Linked DNA regions of Homo sapiens: region 1 is linked to region 2. Evidence: chromatin loops called from intact Hi-C (ENCODE). Cell type or tissue: heart left ventricle. All regions are shown on one strand. Links, peaks and the distances in the headings refer to the core of each region. The heading gives the core; the rest is flanking DNA.

Region 1 (11,195 bases), core at 1,285-9,284, 64 kb after region 2:
TATGAGTAGTGGGGGCGGTGGTGGTGATGGTGATGATGGTGGCTGCGATGGTGATGGTGGTGGTGGTGATGGTAGTGGTGGTAGTGGTGATGTTGGTGATGATGGTGATGTGGTGGTGATTGTGATGGTGGTGGTGTTGGTGATGGTGGTAGTGATGGTGATGATGATGGTGATTCTGATGGCTGTAATGGAAGTGGTGGTGATGGTGGTGGTGATGGTAGTGGTGGTGATGTTGATGGTGATGATGGCAGTGGTGGTGGTGGTGGTGGTGATGGTAGTGGTGGTGATGTTGATGGTGATGTTGGCAGTGGTGGTGGTGGTGATGGTGGTGATGGTGCTTCTGATGGTGGTAATGGTGGTAGCGGTGATGGTGGTGGTGGTGGATGGTAATGGTGATGGTGACAGTGGTGGTAGTGATGGTAGTGGTGGTGCTGGTGCTGGTGGTGGTGACGATGGTGGATGTGGTGGTGGTGATGATAGTGATGATGGTGATTATGATGGCAATAGTAATGACGATGGTGACAATGTGAGGACCTTAATGAACTAGCTGATGTCAAAGCCCCTTCTAGCTCCCATTCTGAGTGAACTAGATACACGTGTCCTGTTTGCTTGAGTCTGGGCATGATGACTTCCAGTTGAGCCCTTGGCATGCTCTTTGCCTAGAACAGTCTTCTCCCAGAGAGAGTCAGGACTTGCTGTCTCTCTCTATTCAAGCCTCACTTCATTGGAGGGCCTTTCCTGCCCTCCACCCACCCTGTCCCCATCCCCTGTCGTTCTGGAATCTGGATGTTGGTTGGTTGGCTGGTGGGTTTGTGGGTTGTGTCATGTCTAACTGCCAGGCTCCATGTGAGAGTAGGGACAGAGTCCCACATGTTCCCCATAGTATCCTGGGATGTAGAGCAGGCCCAGTGCCTAGAAGGCACTGAGGAAATCCTATGCAATTCTGGAACTGCTGTTAGTTCCTGGCCTGGCAGGGTTGCAGGAGGCTGGGGTCGCTGGTCTCCAGGCCTGCTCAGCCCTGACGTTTGGCTCTGATGGTCCACTTACAGAGGAGGGGGGCCTGGGGCCATGCAGTGCCCTGACAACCTTCTCTTACTTGCTGTTGCCAAGTACAGCTTTGATGGATGGCCTCGTCTGGGACTTTGAGCAGTGGCCATGCCCAGGGCCCAGATGCTGGGGGAAGGTGCTTGGGAGAGTTTCTGAAAGGCGGCCTCCGCATGTCAGGATGAAGCTGGAAGGCCACAGCTCTGCTGATGACCAACATAGTCAGGGCTGGAATATGATGGCTGGCATGTGTTAAGGGCTCATTGAGGACCACACCCTTCACCTGCATCATCTCGCTCAACCCTTTTGCAGAGGGAGGTATTTTTCCTTCCACTTTTACCCATGAGGAAGTGGAGGCCCAGGAAAGTGAGAGAGGTGGCTCAGCTTCCACCACTGGCCAGCGGTGTGGCCTGGAATGCAGGCCCCAGCAACTTTGCAGCCTCCTGCCTTAAGGGAGTGGGCTGGACCCCAAATGAATCAGTCCCAGGCCGGGCGCGGTGGCTCACGCCTGTAATCTCAGCACTTTGGGAGGCCAAGGTGGGTGGATCACAAGGTTAGGAGATCAAGACTATCCTGGCTAACATGGTGAAACCTCATCTCTACTAAAAATACAAAAATTAGCCGGGTGTGGTGGCGTGCGCTTGTAATCCCAGCTACTTGGGAGGCTGAGGCAGGAGAATCGCTTGAACCCAGGAGGCGGAGGTTGCAGTGAGCTGAGATCGCGCTGCTGCACTCCAGCCTGGGCGACAGAGCAAGACTCCACCTAAAAAAAAAAAAAATTTAGTCCCAAATGCCTCTCAGCTCCTGCCCTATCCCAGACATCTTAAAGCTCAGAGCTGGTCTGCTGCCTATTTCCCAGCCTAGGTGCTCAGTGGAAGTTGGGCGCCTCCAGTTATTTTCTGAGGTTGAAAAAGCTTAACTAAAATATAACTTTGCAGGCCAGGCACAGTGGCTCATGCTTGTAATCCCAACATTTTGGGAGGCTGAGGTGGGAGGATTGCTCGAGCCCAGGAGTTCAAGACCAACCTAGGCAACATAGTGAGACCCCCATCTCTACAAAAAATAAAAATAACAATTAGCCAGGCACGGTGGCTCATGCCTGTGATCCCAGCTACTAAGGAGGCCACAGCAGGAGGATTTCTTGAGGCCAAAAGTTTGAGACCAGCCTGGGTAACATAGTGAGACCCCATCTCTACAAAAAATAAAAAAACAACAACAAAAAAGGAAAGAGTAGCCAGGTGTGGTGGTGCACATGGGGTCAGAGTCCCAGCTGCTCAGGAGGCTGAGGCCAGGGGTTCGAGGCTGCAGTGCGCCATGATGGTGCCACTGCACTGCAGCCTGGGTGACAGGGTGAGACCCTGACTCTAATGCATATTTGTATGTGAGTAGAAGTTTTCCCAAGATGAGCCTGCAGAACGTGTTTCCGCTGGGCCGCTGGCTGGTGTGCTGAGCTGTCACTCCCATTGGTCAGCAGCTCTTGCTCATCCGCAGAGGGGCCTGGGACAGAAGCTGATGTGCTTCAGTCGACCTGATCTTGCAGAACACGGGCTCCAGGGAAAGTGAGGAAAGAGCTCCTCAGCCCGTACCAAGGGCCCTAGCCTGGTCACCGTCCCCTCCTCCAGTGAAGAAGCTGGGCACCTGGGAGGCGCATGAGTGTGGGGTGCCATAACCTTGCAGCACTGAGGTGAGCTGAGTTCACCAAAGCTCCTCGCCCACAGGGCAGGGCTGGAGCTTTGGGGGTCAAGGACAAGCTCTGTCTGCAAATCTAGACAGTTCCTGCATCTCACGGTGGTGGAATCACGCGGGTCCGAGAAGGCTCCAGTAACCACCCTCGCATGTTTGCAAGGCTGTCTGGGAAAACATGGCAGGTGCGGTTAAGCGGCTTTTGTGGGATTAAGCAAAATGAAATGTGGGTGAAAGGAGATGCCCAGGCCTGGAGCGAAATCACTTTCTTCCCTCTCCCTAGATAACTGTTTAAAGTGGGTCATATCCCCAGAAAGTTTCTGTGTTACTAAAATAGTTGCTCAGTGTATTATAAGAATATCACTTGCAGTGGGCGCTGTGGATGAAAGGAAGTGAGGGAGCCCAGGGGACAGCGGATGAGAGCTGGAGACTCGGGTTTGCCCACAGAGTTATTTTAACCATAAACACAGCAGGCCGAGGCTGGGCGAAGCAAAATAAGACAGAAACCAAACATTTCCAGAATAATAGCGCCGCTCTACAACCCCACAAAATAAGACAGAAGCCAAATACTCCCAGAAAAACAGCGCTGCTCCACAACCCCCACAAAATACGACAGACACCAAACATCCTTAGAACAGCAGCACTGCTCCACGACCCCCACAAAATAAGACAGAAACCAAACATTTCCAGAATAATAGCGCCGCTCTACAACCCCACAAAATAAGACAGAAGCCAAATACTCCCAGAAAAACAGCGCTGCTCCACAACCCCCACAAAATACGACAGACACCAAACATCCTTAGAACAGCAGCACTGCTCCACGACCCCCACAAAATAAGACAGAAACCAAACATTTCCAGAATAATAGCGCCGCTCTACAACCCCACAAAATAAGACAGAAGCCAAATAACTCCCAGAAAAACAGCACTGCTCCACAACCCCCACAAAATACGACAGACACCAAACATCCTTAGAACAGCAGCACTGCTCCACGACCCCCACAAAATAAGACAAAAACCAAATATTCCCCAAGCAACAGTGCCGCGCCACATCACCCCCAAAACAAAACCAACCTCTGCTGTGCCCAGAGGAAGTTTCATTGTTTGTGACCTGTCACCTGGCCCTCCCTCAGTTCACTCACCTCCCCCTCTCTCCTGGGACCGACAGGCTGCCAGAGCTTGCCATGTGAGCCTCGGCTGTCCGTCTGCTGAGACATCTTCCCCTCTGGGGCCCTGGGCAGTTTGGTTCTATGGGAGAAATGCATGTTAGAAATAGTTTCATATTAAGAGGAAGCAAAGGCTGACACAGGGCCTTGGTGGCTGCATCTGGCAGGGCTGTCTGCAGAGCGGTGTGGCGTTCCCAGGGCCCCAAGGTGTGGTGTGCGTCCAGCTCAGCTGCTTCCTCTTTCAGGGTTGACGCCATGGTGGACCTGCTGGACCTGGACCCACTGAAGAGGTCGGGCTCCATGGAGCAGAGGTTGGCCTCCCTGGAGGAGCAGGTGGGTCCGAGGTCGGGGCCTCCGTCAGGAGGTGCCACTGCTGGGCCTGGTGGGCGGCTCTGCCATGTGGTGGCACCAAGAAGGAGGGCTCTGAGGAGTGATGGTGAGGAGGAGGCCGGAACGTTGGGGCAGCCATTCCCAGCTGGAAGAGGCACCCTGTGTGTCCTCCAGAAAACCCCGCCCAAGGGTTTCTGTGACTGAGTTCCTTCTGTGTGCACTGAGGCCTCCACGGCCGGGCTGTGCTCCTCGCTGCTCCCAGGAAACAGAGTGCTTCTCCCCTCCCGGCCTCCAGGGAGGCTGTGGGACTCTGTGCCTGAGCCCTGGAGAGGCCGCAAGACCGAGGTGGGGAGGACTTAGAGACGGCCTCTCAGGGTCTGCTCCCACCACCCCATCAACGTCCACCAGCTGGGCCGGGCTGTGCTGTCCAACAACAGCACCTGCGGCCACGGCAGCCCCTGCGGGCAGTGCTGAGCCCTGTGGATGGCTCAGCCACCCTGTGCTGCTGCTCCCAGCCTTGCTCTGTGGGGCAGGGCTGGGACCTGTGCTGCTGGGGCATCCACCATCCACCAGTCCTGCCCGTTGCACCCAGGGGTCTGCCCAGGCCGCCCTCTACCCCTGTCTTGGCCATGCTGGGACCCCTGACAGGGTGCCCAGCACTGAGCCACACGAGTGAGACATGTCCCACTGTCCCCTGTGGGAGGCGCATCAGCCTCTGGGGAGGCTCCTCCTGGGAGGTGCAGGAACCCTGGAAGCCTCTGGCTTTGGCGGCCTGTGACCTCTCCCTGTGGTGCAGAATTGCCTGACTGTGCCTTCATGCTGGCTCCATCCTCTGGCTTGTCCAGTGCAGTGACAGTCCCACTGTTGTGTCTCTTGGGGAGGCTGCACCATCAGATGTGTGACTTGGCAGCCCCCGGGGGGAGCCGGGTGGGCCTGGGGCAGCGTTCTGGCTGGCTTGGTGGCTGCCTGGGGAGGACGTGGTGTCTCACTTTCAAAGGGCGCAGGGGCTGAGTGACAGGGGTGGGGCTCCTGGCTGGGGGAGTGAAGTCTCGGTGGGCAGTGGGGTGTGTACCATGCGTGTGGGTGGCAGGTGCTCACTGTGTCTCGGGCCATGCCTTCCAGGTGGCCCAGACAGCCCAAGCCCTGCACTGGATCGTGAGGACGCTGCGGGCCAGCGGCTTCAGCTCGGAGGCGGACGTCCCCACTCTGGGTGAGTGGGTGGCCAGGCCAGCAGCTGGTCTCCAGCCGCCTGTTTCTTTTGGGTCTGGGGTCAGTTGGGAGGAGAGGCAGCTGGGGGTGGGGGGCTCTGTCCAGGAGGAAGGCACTGGCTGCAGCCTGTTCCAGGCAGGGCCAGCGCCCTCAGGAACTCAGCCCACCCACCGACGCTGGCGCCGAGGCCCCGCCCAATCCCTGACCTGACCTGGTTCCTGGACGTCCACGGGGAGGCCTGGCCTGCTGTGCCCTGAGCTCCCCACATACCGCACTGCAGAGTGGGGGTGCGAGGCGGGCGGCTGCAGACTGTGTCTGAACCTGGTCACGTAGGCTGAGTGACGAGAAGCAAAGTCTGTTTTCCTAAATTCGCAGCCGGCTATGAAATGCACATCAGTAGCCTTCCTCGGGCTGCTGAGTTTCGCCGGCCCTCAAGGAGCATATTTGCCCTCGTAACCGCACTGCGAGTTCAGCTCATTGCCGAGGGCCCTGACTGCCGCTGCACAAAGAGGCAGGTGCCGGCGGGGACGCTGCCTGAGCTCCCGTGGCTGTCCTCCCTGGGGGCCCTGCCCACTTCAGAGCTGGTGTTCGACCTGCATGGCCATTTGGGCTCGGGGAGGTGGAGGAGCCCAGATGTTTTGGCGGAAGGACCACAGAGGAAGTCCTTGTCCTGCGGGCGGGCACCTGAGCCCGGGCTCCGCCTTGCGTCACGTCTTCCTGACTGTCCCCAGCCTCCCAGAAGGCCGCGGAGGAGCCGGATGCTGAGCCGGGAGGCAGGAAGAAGACGGAGGAGCCGGGCGACAGCTACCACGTGAATGCCCGGCACCTCCTCTACCCCAACTGCCCTGTCACGCGCTTCCCCGTGCCCAACGAGAAGGTGCCCTGGGAGGTGAGCGCCTGCCCAAGCCCAACCAGGCGGAGTGGCCGGGCCCCTGGGGAGGGGAGGGCGGCCCTGTCCCCATCCATCTGGTATTAATCCTGGCTCCCAGCCACTGCAGCCACAGGGGGATCTGTGCGTCTGGCAGCCCCTGTTTGACATTTGAGGAAACCGAGGCACAGAGAAGTCAAGTCACAGGGGCCTCACAGCTGGAGGTGGTGGAGGGGCCTGAGGGGGGCACACTGATCCCCACAGAGCTCGAGGCTTAGGCTCCTCCCATGACCATCCCAGGGCCCAGCCCCCCGGCCCCATTCCCCCAGGTCATGCCCTGGTCCTAGACCCCACCCACCCCGGTGAATGGCTCTGGCCCCTTTCCAGGTGCCAGGCATGGAAGAGAGACAGAGACACAGAGACAGAGAGATGGCTAATGGCCCCTGGGAGACCCCCGCCCTCCTGGTGCAGGGCTTCTCTCTGGCCTATCCAGAACATTCCAGGCTGCTGCTTCCGCTGCCTCCCCTTGGTCTCTACCACATAGAATCCTCCTTGCCTCTAGGGTCCAGCTTAGCCCCCTGCCCCACTCTGGGAAGACCCCCAAGGCCCCCAAGTCACGGCCACCTGCCCTTCAGCTGGCCCCAGGGTGGGGGTCCCTGATCCCAGCCCCCGGCCCTGCCCAGCCCCCAGCTCTGCCTGGCACCCGGATCTGCCCAGCTTGGAGCTTCTGCCCTGCATGTTGGGATGTTGGGGTCGGGTTCAGACCCAGCTGAGCAGCCCTTTCACCCTGGTGCCTGGCCCAGCTTTGCAGTGGGGGTAAAAATCTGAGGGAAAACTCCCTGTTTTGCGACAGACGGAGTTCCTGATCTATGACCCACCCTTTTACACGGCAGAGAGGAAGGACGCGGCCGCCATGGACCCCATGGGAGAGTGAGTATGAGCCGCTGTCCGTGCTCCCAGCTGGCCCCAAACCCAGGGCCTCCTAGGGGCTCCCTTGAGAATCCCAGTCAGAGCCCAGCCCGGGGAGGTCCAGGTGAGCAGGAGGGGCCCGTGGGGGCCTGAAGGGGCCCAGCTCCTACTGTTGTGTACACCCAGCCTGCAGCTACTCGGCTGGGCCCTTGGTGGGGGGGTGATCCCTCTGCCTGTCTGCTCTGTCCCACCTGCAACACGGGCACACAGACACGCCTTCTCCTCTGCTCCCAGCACCCTGGAGCCACTGTCCACGATCCAGTACAACGTGGTGGATGGCCTGAGGGACCGCCGGAGCTTCCACGGGCCGTACACAGTGCAGGCCGGGTTGCCCCTGTGAGTGTGCCCCCTGCGGGCCCCGCCCCGTCAGCCTTTGGGGTTTGCCTGGGGGGCAGGTTTCCTCTCTGGGCAAAGGAAGCATTTTTCTCATAAAACAAAATCAAAAAAAGCACGTGAGCCACCGAAAGGAAGAAAACATCAACTCACTGCATCTCCGTAGCCCCCAGGACTGGGCTTGGGGGCGTGGGACTTGCCCCCTGGCCTCGGGCAGGCCCTGCCCCATGGTCCCTGCCGTAATCTGGGGACGTGGATTTGTCTGTGTACGTGGGGATGGCTGTGCTGGGAGAGGACGATGCCTCAGAGGATGGGCAGGGGCTGTGCGGCAGGGAGGGGACACGGAGATGGGCACTGGCAGGCTTACCTGGCCGGGAAGGTGGCCTCGCCTGGCATCCTGTTCCCCACAGGATCGGCGCTGCACCCATCACACAGGTGAGGAAACCCAAAATAAAGGTGTCAAGTGTCCTGTGAGCACCTACAAGTGCCCTGGAAGGAAGGAGCCTGGGAGTCTTGGACCCTGCCATGAGGAGGAGGTGGAGGAGGGGCCACCAGAACCTGGGACTGGGGGGTTGCCGGGATGTGGGGCATGAACCATGGAGCAGAGGAACCAAAGGGTCTGAAGGACGGGGGGACTGCGTGGCAGGCCTTTGCAGAATGCTCTGGAACAGGGTGTGGGCTCCTCTGCCTGGAGCCGGAGGTTGAGTAAGGAGGTGGTAGGAGGCGATGGGGCCTGAGAGCAGAGGTCCTGGCCAGGTGGCTGCAGCTGCAGGCGGCCCGCTCTGGTGTTGGGGGTATGTGGGACGGGCAAGGGCGGGTGTTTAGGGAGGTGCATCCGGTGGCTATGGGAAGCTGACGAGGAGAGCAGCAGGTGCCTGGCATGGGCAACAAGGCGTGAGCACCTGCTCTCACGGGTGGCTGCCACACAGGCAGGTGTGTCAGGACTTGGCAGGACGTGGTGTCCATGCGGGCTTTAGTAGTGCAGAAGAGCACTTTCTGTATGCACCATGCTTCTGTTGTGGACTTGCGAATCATATTTTCATTATATTTCCTTAGGTGTGTTCTCTTTCTATGAAATTATAAAGACACACCTTCCTATATTCATTTGATACATTTTAAAATTAGTTTTTTTCACTGAGACTTTAATACAGCTGAAGGCTGATTGTATAAGGTGTGAGGAGGGGCCTGATTTATTTTGTGAATTCACAGAGAAAGTGAGCTGCCTGACTTCATTTCCTGCTAAGATCTGGCCCCTCCCCTGAGGTGTGGCTCCTCCCTGAGGTGTGGCTCCTCCCCTTAGGTGTGGCTCCTCCCCTTAGGTGTGGCTCCTCCCCTTAGGTCTGGCCCCTCCCCTGACGTGTGGCTCCTCCCTGAGGTGTGGCTCCTCCCCTGAGGTGTGGCTCCTCCCTGAGGTGTGGCTCCTCCCTGAGGTGTGACTCCTCCCCTTAGGTGTGGCTCCTCCCTGAGGTGTGACTCCTCCCCTTAGGTGTGGCTCCTCCCCTTAGGTCTGGCCCCTCCCCTGAGGTGTGGCTCCTCCCTGAGGTGTGGCTCCTCCCCTTAGGTCTGGCTCCTCCCTGAGGTGTGGCTCCTCCCCTGAGATGTGGCTCCTCCCTGAGGTGTGGCTCCTCCCCTTAGGTGTGGCTCTTCCCTGAGGTGTGGCTCCTCCCTGAGGTGTGGCTCCTTCCCTGAGGTCTGGCTCCTCCCTGAGGTGTGGCTCCTCCCCTTACGTCTGGCTCCTCCCCTGAGGTGTGGCTCCTCTTTCAAAGCTCTGTATGCCTCTGTCCCAGTCATCTCATAGCAGATCATGCCACTATTTGCCACAGCGTTGCAGTAATCCTGACTCTGGGATAGCATGTCTTTAAACCTGCCTTTTCTAGTCTTGAGCCTTTAGCTTTTTTGTGAGTTTAAAAGCCAGTTTTTCTAGCTCCATGACAAATCCATTGATAAGAATTGTATTAAATTTATAGAAAAATTTGAGACAATGGACACTTTTATGATAATGAGTCTTCTATGACTGTATTTGTCAACATTTATTTATGTCTTCTCTTTGTCCTTCCCTAAAGTTTTATAATTTTGTTCATAAAGATCTTACATTTTTAAATAATATTTATTCCTCAGGTATTTGATAACTTTTGTTATTTGGGGTAATTATAACATTTTTTTCTTTTTCTTTTTTTTTTTTTTTTTTTTTTTTTTGAGATGGAATTTCACTTTTGTTGCCCAGGCTGGAGTGCAATGGGGTGATCTTGGCTCACTACAACCTCTGCCTCCTGGGTTCAAGCAATTCTCCTGCCTCAGCCTCCTGAGTAGTTGGAATTACAGGCATCCACCACCATGCCCAGCTAATTTTGTATTTTTAGTAGAGATGGGGTTTCACCATGTTGGCCAGGCTGGTCTTGAATTCCTGACCTCAGGTGATCCACTCGCCTCAGCCTCCCAGAGTGCTGGGATTACAGACATGAGCCACCATGCCTGGTGTATAACATTTTTTTATATTTTCAATTTTTAAAAATATATATAGGGGCATTATTAATTTTGTTTGCTGACTTTGTATCTAACAACTTTATTAAACCTTCTCGTTAATTATATAAATGTGTTTGTAGATTTTCTATGTAAATAATATATATTCTGCAAATAACAATATTGTCTTTCTCCTTACAATAATCATGCCTCATTCCTTTTTCTTGCCTTATTGTGCTGGGTAAATTCTTCAGTGTAATTTAGAATATTGGTAATATTAACAGGCTTCCTTGTTTCTGACTTAATGGAAATGCTATCAACATTTCACCATTAAGTATGGTATTTACTGAAGAAATTTATAAATACCTTTTATTGGATTAGGAATGTTTCTATCTAGTCCCAATTTGTCAGGGGCTGAATGCTACTAAATGGTTTTTCTGCCATTGATTGAGATAGTTATAAGATGTTTCCCCTTTAGCCAATTAGTGTGTGAATTATTTTTATAGCTCCTTTAGTGTTGAGCCATCCTTGCATTCCTGGAATAAACTCTTCTGTTATATTTAACGTACTGCTGGAGTTAATTTACTAACATTTTACTTAAGATTTTAAAAAATCTGTGTTCAAAAGTGGAATTTGCCTATAATTTATATTTCTTGTACTGTCTTACTTTGGTTTTGGTATGAGGTTATACCAGTCTCAATGAATGAGCTGGTCAGCTTTCCTTCTTTTCTCTTCTTTACAAAGAAGAGAATGTTTGTATGAGGTGGAGATAATTATTTGTTTCTTAAAGTCTGATAATACTTAGCTATATAACTGTTAGCTCTAACATATTTTGAGCAAGTGGATTTCTTTTTTTTTTTTTTTTTTTTTTTGAGACGGAGTCTCGCTCTGTCGCCCAGGCCAGACTGCGGACTGCAGTGGCGCAATCTCGGCTCACTGCAAGCTCCGCTTCCCGGGTTCACGCCATTCTCCTGCCTCAGCCTCCCGAGTAGCTGGGACTACAGGCGCCCGCCACCGCGCCCGGCTAATTTTTTGTATTTTTAGTAGAGACGGGGTTTCACCTTGTTAGCCAGGATGGTCTCGATCTTCTGACCTCATGATCCACCCGCCTCGGCCTCCCAAAGTGCTGGGATT
Region 2 (10,639 bases), core at 1,895-9,894:
TTCCGATCCCACATGGAGTAGCTGATCAGGCCAAGACCCCTCAGGGCCTCAGTGAAGGGTCACTGGAGATACCTCTGTCTCCATACGAGGCTTAGAGTCCACAGAGCATTTCCACCTAACCCTTGCAAGCCTCCTGTCGGGGACAGTTGACCCTCATCCTGCCTCGCAGGTGCAGGGACCAAAGTGCAGAGTTTAGGTGACTTGTTCAGGGTCATAAGGGCACTGTCGCGCGGCGAGGCCCAGTGGTGTGAACACAGATGCATCCTCTAATCCTCTCATTTCCACACCTGCCCCCACCCCAAGAGAGAGAGTCCCAGGGTCCAGGAACTGGAAGGGCCTTAGGGAGAGTCCATGGCCAGAAGACTGCCCCCCTGCACAGCTTGCCAAAGCCAGAGGCCCGACTTGCCCCCAGGCCCCACAGAGCCCCCTTTGCCCCTCCTCCCCACAGAGCCCACGACTCAGGTGTGGCCAAGACCCCCGCCCAGGCAACATGGCCACTGTCTCTGAGTGGCTGGATATGGCCCTCCGGAGCCGATGGTGCTCCCCGCAGTTGGCGCCCCTTTAGGCACGGACAGAGTGTTGATTCATGTTTGTGTGCCCTCCCCGAGCAACACCCATTTCATGCTCTTCCACAAATGGGCCACACGCTTCCTCCTTTTACTCCATTGCCTGGTGAGCTCCTACTTATCCCTCAAGGCCTATTGCAGATGCTGCCTCTGCCGTGCAGCCTTCCGTGACTATACAACCTCTACCAGGAAGTGAGCTTCCCTCCTACCGCACCGTGTGTTTCTCTTTGATCCCAGCTGTCGTGCTGTAACTGTGTGGCTTTGTGTTCATCTTTCTTGCTAGCTGCTGAGCTTCTGGGGGGCTGGGACGAAAGCAGAGTGTTGTGTTAATTCCCAGAGAGTGGCCTTCAGCTCATATTTACTGAATATGGGGAGGGAGAAGCATCCTGTGCTTGGGAAATAGAAGAAGACTGTGTTGCCCCAGGGTACCTCTAGTGTACTCGGTACATCATCAGAGTTTCACGGTCACCAATACAACAGCTGTCCCTCCGCATCCCTGGGGAATTGTTCCCGGACACCCACGGACACCAAAATCCCATATCTCGTATCAGTCCCAAAATCTCATATCAAGTCACTGATATGAGATGGTGTGGTATTTGCATATAAACTATGTACATCCTTCAGCATACTTTAAATCATCTCTAGATTACTTATAATACCTGATACAATGTAGATGTTATAAAAATAGTTATACTGCATTTAAAAAATTTGTATTTTTGGGCCGGGCGCGGTGGCTCACGCCTGTAATCCCAGCACTTTGGGAGGCCGAGGCAGGTGATCCACCCGCCTCGGCCTCCCAAAGTGCTGGGATTACAGGCGTGAGCCACTGCATCTGGCTATGTTATTTTTAATTGTTTTTTTTTTCCTGAATATTTTTAGTCTGCGTTTGGCTGAATCTGCAGATGCAAAACTCGCGGCCATGGAGGGCTGGATGTAGAGACAGTGATGAAGAGCCCCATGTGGAAGGAGCGGGGTCTGTAGAGCAGTGGTACTCCAGCCTCGGAGCTCACCCTTGTTACTGGAAAGGGGTCCCGATCCAGACCCCAAGGGCGGGTTCTTGGATCTCACACGAGAAAGTATTTGGAGCGAGTCCACAGAGTAAAGTGAAAGCAAGTTATTAACAATGTAAAGGAATAAAAGAATGGCTTCTCCATAGGCAGAGCAGCCCTGAGGGCTGCTGCTTGGCTATTTTTTTTTTTTTTTTTTGAGACGGGGTCTCGCTCTGTCGCCCAGGCTGGAGTGCAATGGCATGATCTTGGCTCGCTGCAACCTTCGTCTCCCAGGTTCATGCGATTCACCATGTTGGCCAGGCTGGTCTGGAACTCCTGACCTCAGGTGATCCACCAGCCTTGGCCTCCCAAAGTGCTGGGATTTCAGGCATAAGCCACCGTGCTTGGCTGGTTGGCTATTTTTATGGTAGTTTTGGATCATGTGCTTAACAAGGGTGGATTATTCATGAGTTTTATGGGAAAGGAGCGGGGATTTCCCAGAACTGATTTCCTCTTTCTTTCAGACCATACAGGGTATTTCTGATGTTGCCATGGCATCTGCCAACTGTCATGGTGCTGGTGGGAGTGTCTCTTACATGTTAATATGTTATAATTAGCGTGTAATGGGCAGCGAGGATAACCAGAGCCCACTTTCGTCGCCATCTTGGTTTTGGTGGGTTTTACCCAGTGTCTTGCACCCTGTTTTATCAGCAGGGTCTTTGTGACCTGTGTCTTCTGCTGACCTCTTGTCTCATCCTGTGACTTAGAATGCCTTAACCGTCTGGGAAGGCAGCCCAGCAGGTTTCAGCCTCATTTCACCCAGCGCCTATTCAAGATGGGACTCACTCTGGTTTGAACGCCGCTGACACCCTGACCTGCTGTGTCCTGAGAAGCCTAGGTGAGGCCCCGTGGGTCTGGGGCCTCTGCCAGTCGGCTCTGCGTGCTTCTCACATGGAAGTGGAAACCCTTGGGGCAGCAGGGCCCAGAGAGGAAGGGGTGCTGACCTGGATCAGATGTAAGCAGGACAGACTTGCTTCTGGAGGTCCCCAAAGCCATCCCCCATGCTCAGGGGTTTGCTAGGACTCACAGCTGTGCACACAGCTAAGGTTTATCATGGTGAAGGCCTACGTGATGGGCTTGGCAAGGGAGAAAGACACAGGCCGAGTCTGGAGAATCTGAGGGCAGGCTGCTGCGGCTCTCCTGTGCAGGCGCCATGCATGCTCCTTCCTCTAGCCGAGAAGCACGTGGCCACCTGCAAAGCCCATTCGAGGCTCAGAGCCCAGGGCGTGCATCCTGCGCTGGCCACGTGGGCCCCTCTGCATGGCAACCACCCAAATCCCAGACTCCCAGCAGGAAAGCAGCTGTTCAGCACAAACCCATTGCAGGAACAGTCCAGGCCCGGCAAAGCACTCCTAGCAGTCAGGGGACGGAGAGACGCTCCAAAAGCCCCGTTCCCAGACACCACCTTGAAAGCAGGCCCCTCTGAGAAGGCAACCTGAGATCTGCTGCACCGAGTCTGTCCCGCACAGAAGCCGCTCTCATCTCACCAACCACGGTGGTCACTGCAGCAGGATGGGAAGAGGGACCAGGTGTGTTCCTGGCTGTTCCTTCCTGAGGAGTGGATGGAATGTCCCTCCTTCTTGTGGAAAGACCAGGGCGGAACGAGTGGTGAGCATCGTCTGCCACAAACACAGCTTTTCAAGCAGATTTATTTATACCACTTACATGTTTCCATTAAGCATGGTAGGGTCTTCCTACCCCACTCGTCCAGACCTGGAGCCCCTCGACACCCGCCCGGGTAATCCCACTGCTTAGCCCCACGTCCTGGTAACCCTCCTCAGCTCTGCACAGACTCGTCTCATTTCCGTGTCTGCTGTGGCCACCCTGGTCCAGACCTTTGTGCTCACATTTTGCCACCATGGATCTCATGACCTTGGGCAGATGACTTCTCTTCCCTGGGCCACCAATCCTCATCTGTGAGCGCAGAGACTGGAGGGGATGCCTCAGAATTCACGCGCACATGCGGTGGGGGTGGGGAGGCAGGGAGCCCCCCTTGGGTGGCAGGAAGGAGCCCAGGTTGGAGAGAATACACCTCCAAGAGCTCTCATTTCCCGTGGGGTGCCGGGGGTGGTGTCCCGTTTACGCCTATCTGGGCCGAGTTCCGAGCGAGCTCTCCGGCGATGTAATTTCTGGATCAGTGTCCGCAATGCAGTTTCCAGCATCACATCAGGCTTGCAAACGCCATGCAGGTTCAAGTTCCAATCTCATCAGAGGTGATCGTTCAAGGACAAGAGGGACAGGAGGTAGCTTGTGATAGGCTGTTAGGAACATACAAGGACATTTGGGGCAGCATTGGAGCAAGACGGGAGAGCTCAGGTCCTTGTCTAGGGAACTCCTTTCCCCACCTCCGACCCAGGTCTCTCATCCATAAACAGTGGAGGTCACATTGTGTCCGGAGTTGGTTCCTTCCCGGGGGTCTTGGTCTCGCTGACTTCAAGAGTGAAGCCGGGGACCTTCGCGGTGAGTGTCACAGCTCTTGAAGATGGCAGGGACCCAAAGAGTGAGCAGCAGCAAGATATATTGTGAAGAGCGAAAGAACAAAGACTCCTCAGCGTGAAAGGGGACCCGAGCAGTTTGCCGCTGCTGGCTGGAGGGGTGGCCAGCTTTTATTCCCTTATTTGTCCCCGCCCGTGTCCTGCTGATTGGTCCATTTTACAGAGCGCTGATTGGTCCATTTTACAGAGCACTGCTTGGTCCATTTTACAGTGTGCTGATTGGTCCATTTTACAGAGCACTGCTTGGTCCATTTTACAGTGTGCTGATTGGTCCATTTTACAGAGCATGGCTTGGTCCATTTTACAGTGTGCGGATTGGTCCATTTTACAGAGCACCAATTGGTCCATTTTATGGTGTGCTGATTGGCGCATTTTACAATCCTCTTGTAAGACAGAAAAGTTCTCCAAGTCCGCACCCAACCCAGAAGTCTAGCTGGCTTCACCTCTCAACATCAGGTGCTCGCAAGATCCCTGCAAGTCTGAAGTGCCTTGAGCGTGACCTTAGGGGTTTGTACGGATTTGGATTTGTAGGGTGCACATCCGGGAGGAATTATTTTTTCCATTTTAATGATTGAGAAACTGAGTGTAGAAACATCCGAGATCACACAGTCAATACGTGGCGGGGAAACCTGTTTCCTTTCTCACTGCTCAGTGGTCTTTCCCCTGTGCCATCTGGTTCAGGTTTCATCTGGTTTTAGAGTTTTTTTGTTTGTTTTTTTTTAATTCCCTTATTTGTCCCCGCCCATGTCCTGCTGATTGGTCCATTTTACAGAGCGCTGATTGGTCCATTTTACAGAGCACTGATTGGTCCATTTTTTTCCTGTCTCATCTGTGTATATATATACACATATATATGTATATATATATATATTTTTTTTGAGACGGAGTCTTGCTCTGTCACCCAGGCTGGAGTGCAATGGCCTGATCTTGGCTCACTGCAACCTCCACCTCCCGGGCTCAAGCGATTCTCCTGCCTCAGCCTCCTGAGTAGCGGGGACTACAGCTGTGCACCATCACACCTGGCTAATTTTTGTATTTTTAGTAGAGACAGGGTTTCACCATATTAGCCAGGCTGGTCTCGAACTCTTGATGTTGTGACCCGCCCACCTCAGCCTCCCAAAGTGCTGGGATTACAGGCATGAGGCACCATGCCCAGCCTCATCTGAACTTTTCTAGGTTATTTGTTACCAGCAAAAAATTGGAATCTAAAAATATGGTGGATTTCCAATTAAACAAGTTACAAAGAACACATAAATTTATCTCTTCTTGCCCTGAAACACCAATGAATTGCAGTAAAGCAAAAAAAGACTTCAACCCACAAAGAAAAAAGAGGGAAGTTAGCAGTTGAAGAAAGAGATTGCCGCATTCTTGCCAGAGGAAGGGGAGGAGGCAGAGTAGCAGGTCCTGAAGGCTGGCGACTCGGGCAGCTCCTGCCGTCCCCAGGCGAGGGGAGGAGGTGGGAGACCTTGGGCGAGGTGCTAGCCCCATGTCGTCTGCTTGGAGCCTCCATTTGTGTGTGCTTTTAACTTTTTATTTTGAAATAATTACAGATGTACAGAAGTTCCAAAGATACTGCAGAAGGGCCCCACGGTTCCCCCTGTGGCTACATTCTGCATAACTGTAGTACAGTACCCAAGCCAGGAATTAAAGCTGGTAGAATGCATGTGTTTAGTTTTATGTCTTTTTTTTTTTTTTTTGAGATGGAGTTTTGCTCTGCTGCCCAGGCTGGAGTGCAGTGGCACCACACCAGCTCACTGCAATCTCCGCCTCCTGGGTTCAAGCAATTCTCCTGCCTCAGCCTCCTGAGTAGCTGGGACTACAGGTGAGCACTACCACGCCCAGCTAATGTTTATATTTTTAGTAGAGATGGGGTTTCACCATGTTGGTCAGGCTGGTCTCGGACTCGGGACCTCAACTGATCTGCCTGCCTCGGCCTCCCAAAGTGCTGGGATTACAGGTGTGAGCCACCGCTCTTGGCCTTATGTCATTTTTCACATGTGTATTTGTGTAACTACCACCGTGGTCAAGATACAGCACTGTCCATCTCCACCGAGCTCTTCCTGTACTTCCTCCGTATGGTCAGCTCACCTTCTCCCCCATCATCCCTGATCCCTGCAACCACCAGTCTTTCTTCATGCCTATCATTGTGTCATTTCAAGGATGTTACGTCAATGGAATCATACGCTACATGACCCGTGTCTTTTTCCCTCAGCACAGCGCACTTGATATCCATCCAAGTTGCTGCTTGTGTCAATATTATTATTATTATTATTTTTGATATGGAGTCTCATTCTCTGGAGTGCAATGGCACGATCTCAGCTTACTGCAACCTCCGCCTCCCGGCAACTGGGAGTAGCTGGGACTACAGGCATGCGCCACCACGCCTGGCTAATTTTTGTATTTTCAGTAGAGACAGGGCTTCACCATGTTGTCCAGGATGGCTTTGAACTCCTGACCTCAAATGATCCACTCGCCTTGGCCTCCCACAGTGCTGGGATTACAGGTGTGAGCTACCACACTCGGCGTTGTGTCAACATTATTTAACTGCTGAATATTCCTTTCCCTTTCGCCTTGCCTGTGTCATTACACTTCAAGTGAGATTTTGGTAGACGTCAAATAATTGGGTCCTATTTTTTTAAATACATTCTGTCAATCTGTTTTTTAATTGTCATATTTAGAAAATTTATATTTAGTGTAATTATTGGTATGTTAGGGCTTATGTCTGCCATTTTATTTTTTGTTTTCTGTTTGTTCTGTGTTTTTTTTTTGCCTTCTTGTGGGTTACTTGAACATTTTTTAGAATTCTATTTTGATTATTCATACTATTTTTGTTTTTTGGAGACAGAGTCTCACTCTGTTGCCCAGGCTGGAGTACAGTGGCACGATCTCGGCTCATTACACCCTCCACCTCGCTGGGCTCAGGTGATCCTCCCACCTCAGTCTCCTGAATAGCTGGGACTACAGACATGCACCACCATGCCCGGTTAATTTTTGTATTTTTGGTAGAGACAAGGTTTGGCCATGTTGGCCAGGCTGGTCTCAAGCTCCTGAGCTCAAGCAATCTGCCCACCTTGGCCTCCCAAAGTGTTCGGATTACAGGCGTGAGCCACTGCTTACACCATACTATTTTTGAGTGTATCTTCTTGTATCACTTTTTCTTAAAGGGGTTGCTCTAGATAGTATATTATATAATACAGCTTATCACAATCTGCTGATGTTGACATTTTACCAGTTTGAGTGAAATATAGAAACATTATCTCCTTTTACATCTCTGTCCCCTTCTTAATCTATAATATAATTGCTTGAAATATTTCTTCTACATATATTGAAATGAGGGCCGGGCATGGTGGCTTAAGCCTGTAATCCCAGCACTTTGGGAAGCTGAGGTGGGCGGATCACGAGGTCAGGAGATGGAGACCATCCTGGCTAACACGGTGAAACCCCGTCTCTACTAAAAATACAAAAAAAAAAAAAAAAAGCCAGATGTGGTGATGGCCGCCTGTGGTCGCAGCTACTTGGGAGGTTGAGGTGGGAGAGTGGCGTGAACCTGGGAGGCGGAGCTTGCAGTGAGCAAAGATCGGCGCCACTGCACTCTAGCCTGGGTGACAGAGCGAGATTCCATTTCAAGAAAAAAAAAAAAGAAAGAAAGAAAACCATGTCAGATAGTGTTATAATTTTTGCTTCAGCCATCAAACATCAGTTATGAAATTCAAGGGGTTACTCTTTTTGTTATTCTTTCTTCCTTTCAGATATTTCAAAATTCCTTTTCTTGTTTCCTTTCTGTTTAGAGAATGTCCTTTAGCCATTCTTTTAGGGTGTGTCTGCTCGTGACAAATTCCCTAGCCTTCCTTCAATTAAGAAGGTCCAAACTTCCTGTCTTTTCTGAGGTGTTTTTTTTGTTTTTTTTGAGGAGTCTCCCACTGTCTCCCAGGCTGGAGTGCAGTGGCACCATCTGGGCTCACTGCAACTTCCATCTCCTGGGTTCAAGCGAGTCTCCTGCCTCAGCGTCCCGAGTGGCTGGGGTTACAGGCTGCTGCCACCATGCCCAGCTGATTTTTTAGATTTTAGTAGAGACAGGGTTTCACCATGTTGGCCATGTTGGTCTCGAACTCCTGACCTTGTGATCCACCTGCCTCAGCTTCCCAAAGGGCTGGGATTATAGGCGTGAGCCACTGCGCCTCGCCGCTTTTAAAAGTTTTTATTTGTTTTTAGTTTTTGGAAGTTTAACTGTTGTGTGTCTTGGCATGTATCTCTTTGGATTTATCCTGTCTGGTGTTCACTCAGATTGTAGCGTGTGTAGGTTTATGTCTTTTTTGTCAAATATGGGAAATTTTGGCCATGACTTCTTTACATACATTTTCAGGATCACTGTCTTTTTCTTTTCCTTCTGGAACTCTGAGCATGAATGTATGATCTTTTGTTATAGTGCTGCAGGTCCCAGAGGTTTTGTTTACTTGTGTATTTTTTCTTTGTTGTTGTTTGTTTGTTTTCTCTCTGTTGTTCTTATTGGGCAATTTCTACTGTTATATCTTCCTGCTCCTGGGTTCTTTCCTCTGTCTCCTCCATCCTGCTGTTAGGTCCATCCTTTGAGTTTTTTATTTCAGTTACTGCATTTTTCAGCTCTAAAGTTTGCATTTGGTATATCTTCTCTTTTTTTACTGGAAATTTATATTTTTTCATTTGTTTTGAGCATGTTCATGATTGCTTGTTGAAGCATTTCTAATGTGGCTGCTTTAAAATCATTTTCAGATAATTCTAACATCTGTGTCATCTTGGCGTTGGTGGCTGTTAGCTGTCTTTTTTCATCCTGGTTGAGATTTTCCTGTCTCTTGTTAAAACTAGTGATGTTTGATTGAAACCTTGATAGTTTAGATTTTATGTTAAGAGACTCAAGATCTTGAGTTTTAGCTGGTCCTCTTGACATGTCTATGGTGAAGGAAGGAGGTCCCCCCATCACTGCCCCACAAAGGGTGAAGTCTAAGCCCCCCTGTAGCCTCCACTGATCCACTGACACTTCCTGGGGAGGCTTCTTGTTACTGCTGAGGGTGAGAAGAGCTCCAGCCCACCATTAGGCCTTTGCTGCCTCCCCCATGGCTGGAAGGGCAGGTGCTTTGTTTTTGCTGGGTGGGGGAAGGTTGCGGCTTTCCACTGGGCCTCCTCTGATGCCTTCACAGGGAGCAGGAAGGGCACCACACTCCCTGGGTGACTGGTGCTGTGTCTTTGCAGGAAGGTGGTGTGTCAGTGTGGCTACACGCATGAGCAGCACTTGGAGGAGGCTACCAAGCCCCACACCTTCCAGGGCACACAGTGGGACCCAAAGAAACATGTCCAGGAGATGCCAACCGATGCCTTTGGCGACATCGTCTTCACGGGCCTGAGCCAGAAGGTGAAAAAGGTTGGTTTCCATCACTCTCGCTCTGAACTGTAGGTGGAGCTGCATGGCCCCACAGTGACACGCGGTGGTCGGCATTTCCTGGGGCAAGAGCAGGAGGCTGGCAAAGCTCCAGGGTGCATAGAGCCCACTGCACAGCAAGGGAAGCGGCGGGGAGGGGCTCTGCAAGGCAAGCAAGACATGCACCCCACTCTCAGAGTGCTTGGCCATCTGCAAAGCAGGGTGGGGCACAGTGAGCTTTCTAGGAAGGTGCAAGCTGGGAGTGGTGAGTGAATTCTGGCTGGGTGTCCTTGGGCGGCATTTGTCAGGGCCTGGGAGGGAGTAGGGAGGAAGGAGAGGGATGCAGGACACAGATGCGCTCAGGGTGTGCTGGGAGAATGGTAGGAAGGGTGTGGGGAGGGAGGGAAAAGCTGGGGGAAGGGGCCCAGGATAGCAGGGAGGCCCATGTGGCAAGTCTGGAAGCAAACGCGAGAGTCCTTGCGAGGAGTCTGGGCCAGGCATGGCGGGATCCAGGCTGAGCCTGGCCTGCAGGAGAGCGCTGTGAGGGTGCAGACTGCTGGAGGGAGGCCCAGGTGCAGGGTTAGGTTCTCTCGTGCACAACCTCACTGAGGTCCCTGGACCAGCCATCTCTGACCAATTCTCAGGCCCCATCCCAGGCCTGTGGAGTCAGAGGCTCAGCCCCTTGCATGTTGACCAGCCTTCTGGAGGGTTCTGAGACTCGCGTGTTGACCAGCCTTTTGGAGGGTTCTGAGACTCGCGTGTTGACCAGCCTTCTGGAGGGTTCTGAGACTCGCGTGTTGACCAGCCTTCTGGAGGGTTCTGAGACTTGTGTGTTGACCAGCCTTCTGGAGGTTCTGAGACTTGCGTGTTGACCAGCCTTCTGGAGGGTTCTGAGACTTGCATGTTGACCAGCCTTCTGGAGGGTTCTGAGACTTGAGTGTTGACCAGCCTTCTGGAGGGTTCTGAGACAGTGATTGGGTGCCACTGTCCTGGAGGTGGGGAGGGTGGCACTGATCTCTGTGCTGGCGTCTGGAGCCCTGAACTTGGTACCTGTCGAGTGTGACCTGTCCACTCAATGCATGGTGTTGCCATGAGGTGGCCAAAGAGGTTGAGTGGGGCAGGTCCCGGAGACGGGGT

Evidence for each region. Hi-C counts contacts between places; a loop is a spot of excess contacts. Peaks named below come from ENCODE experiments on the same cell type or tissue, not always from the same donor. Only the 100,000 strongest peaks of a DNase experiment are listed, where the experiment ranks them.
Region 1: a loop joins it to region 2, with 4 times the contacts of the local background. A loop is called at or near these places in 6 of 110 quality-filtered maps.

Annotation. Positions count from the first base shown.
Region 1 is chr21:44,419,508-44,430,702 of GRCh38, forward strand. TRPM2 (transient receptor potential cation channel subfamily M member 2) reads left to right here. Exons shown (of 32, transcript NM_003307.4): 23 at 4,138-4,225; 24 at 5,345-5,432; 25 at 6,163-6,320; 26 at 7,153-7,229; 27 at 7,503-7,604. TRPM2-AS (TRPM2 antisense RNA) reads right to left here and starts at 6,056. Exons shown (of 3, transcript NR_109964.1): 1 at 5,643-6,056; 2 at 3,869-3,974. RefSeq lists enhancers at 3,904-3,963, 6,979-7,890, 7,891-8,802. In heart left ventricle, for the core only: no CTCF peak of the experiment used is centred there; no DNase peak of the experiment used is centred there; H3K27me3 peaks cover 1,110 bases.
Region 2 is chr21:44,354,778-44,365,416 of GRCh38, forward strand. It overlaps TRPM2 (transient receptor potential cation channel subfamily M member 2), which reads left to right. Exons shown (of 32, transcript NM_003307.4): 3 at 9,337-9,505. Among named protein-coding and RNA genes, the nearest start is that of TRPM2, 6.5 kb to the left of the region's middle. In heart left ventricle, for the core only: no CTCF peak of the experiment used is centred there; a DNase peak (open chromatin) is centred at 5,574.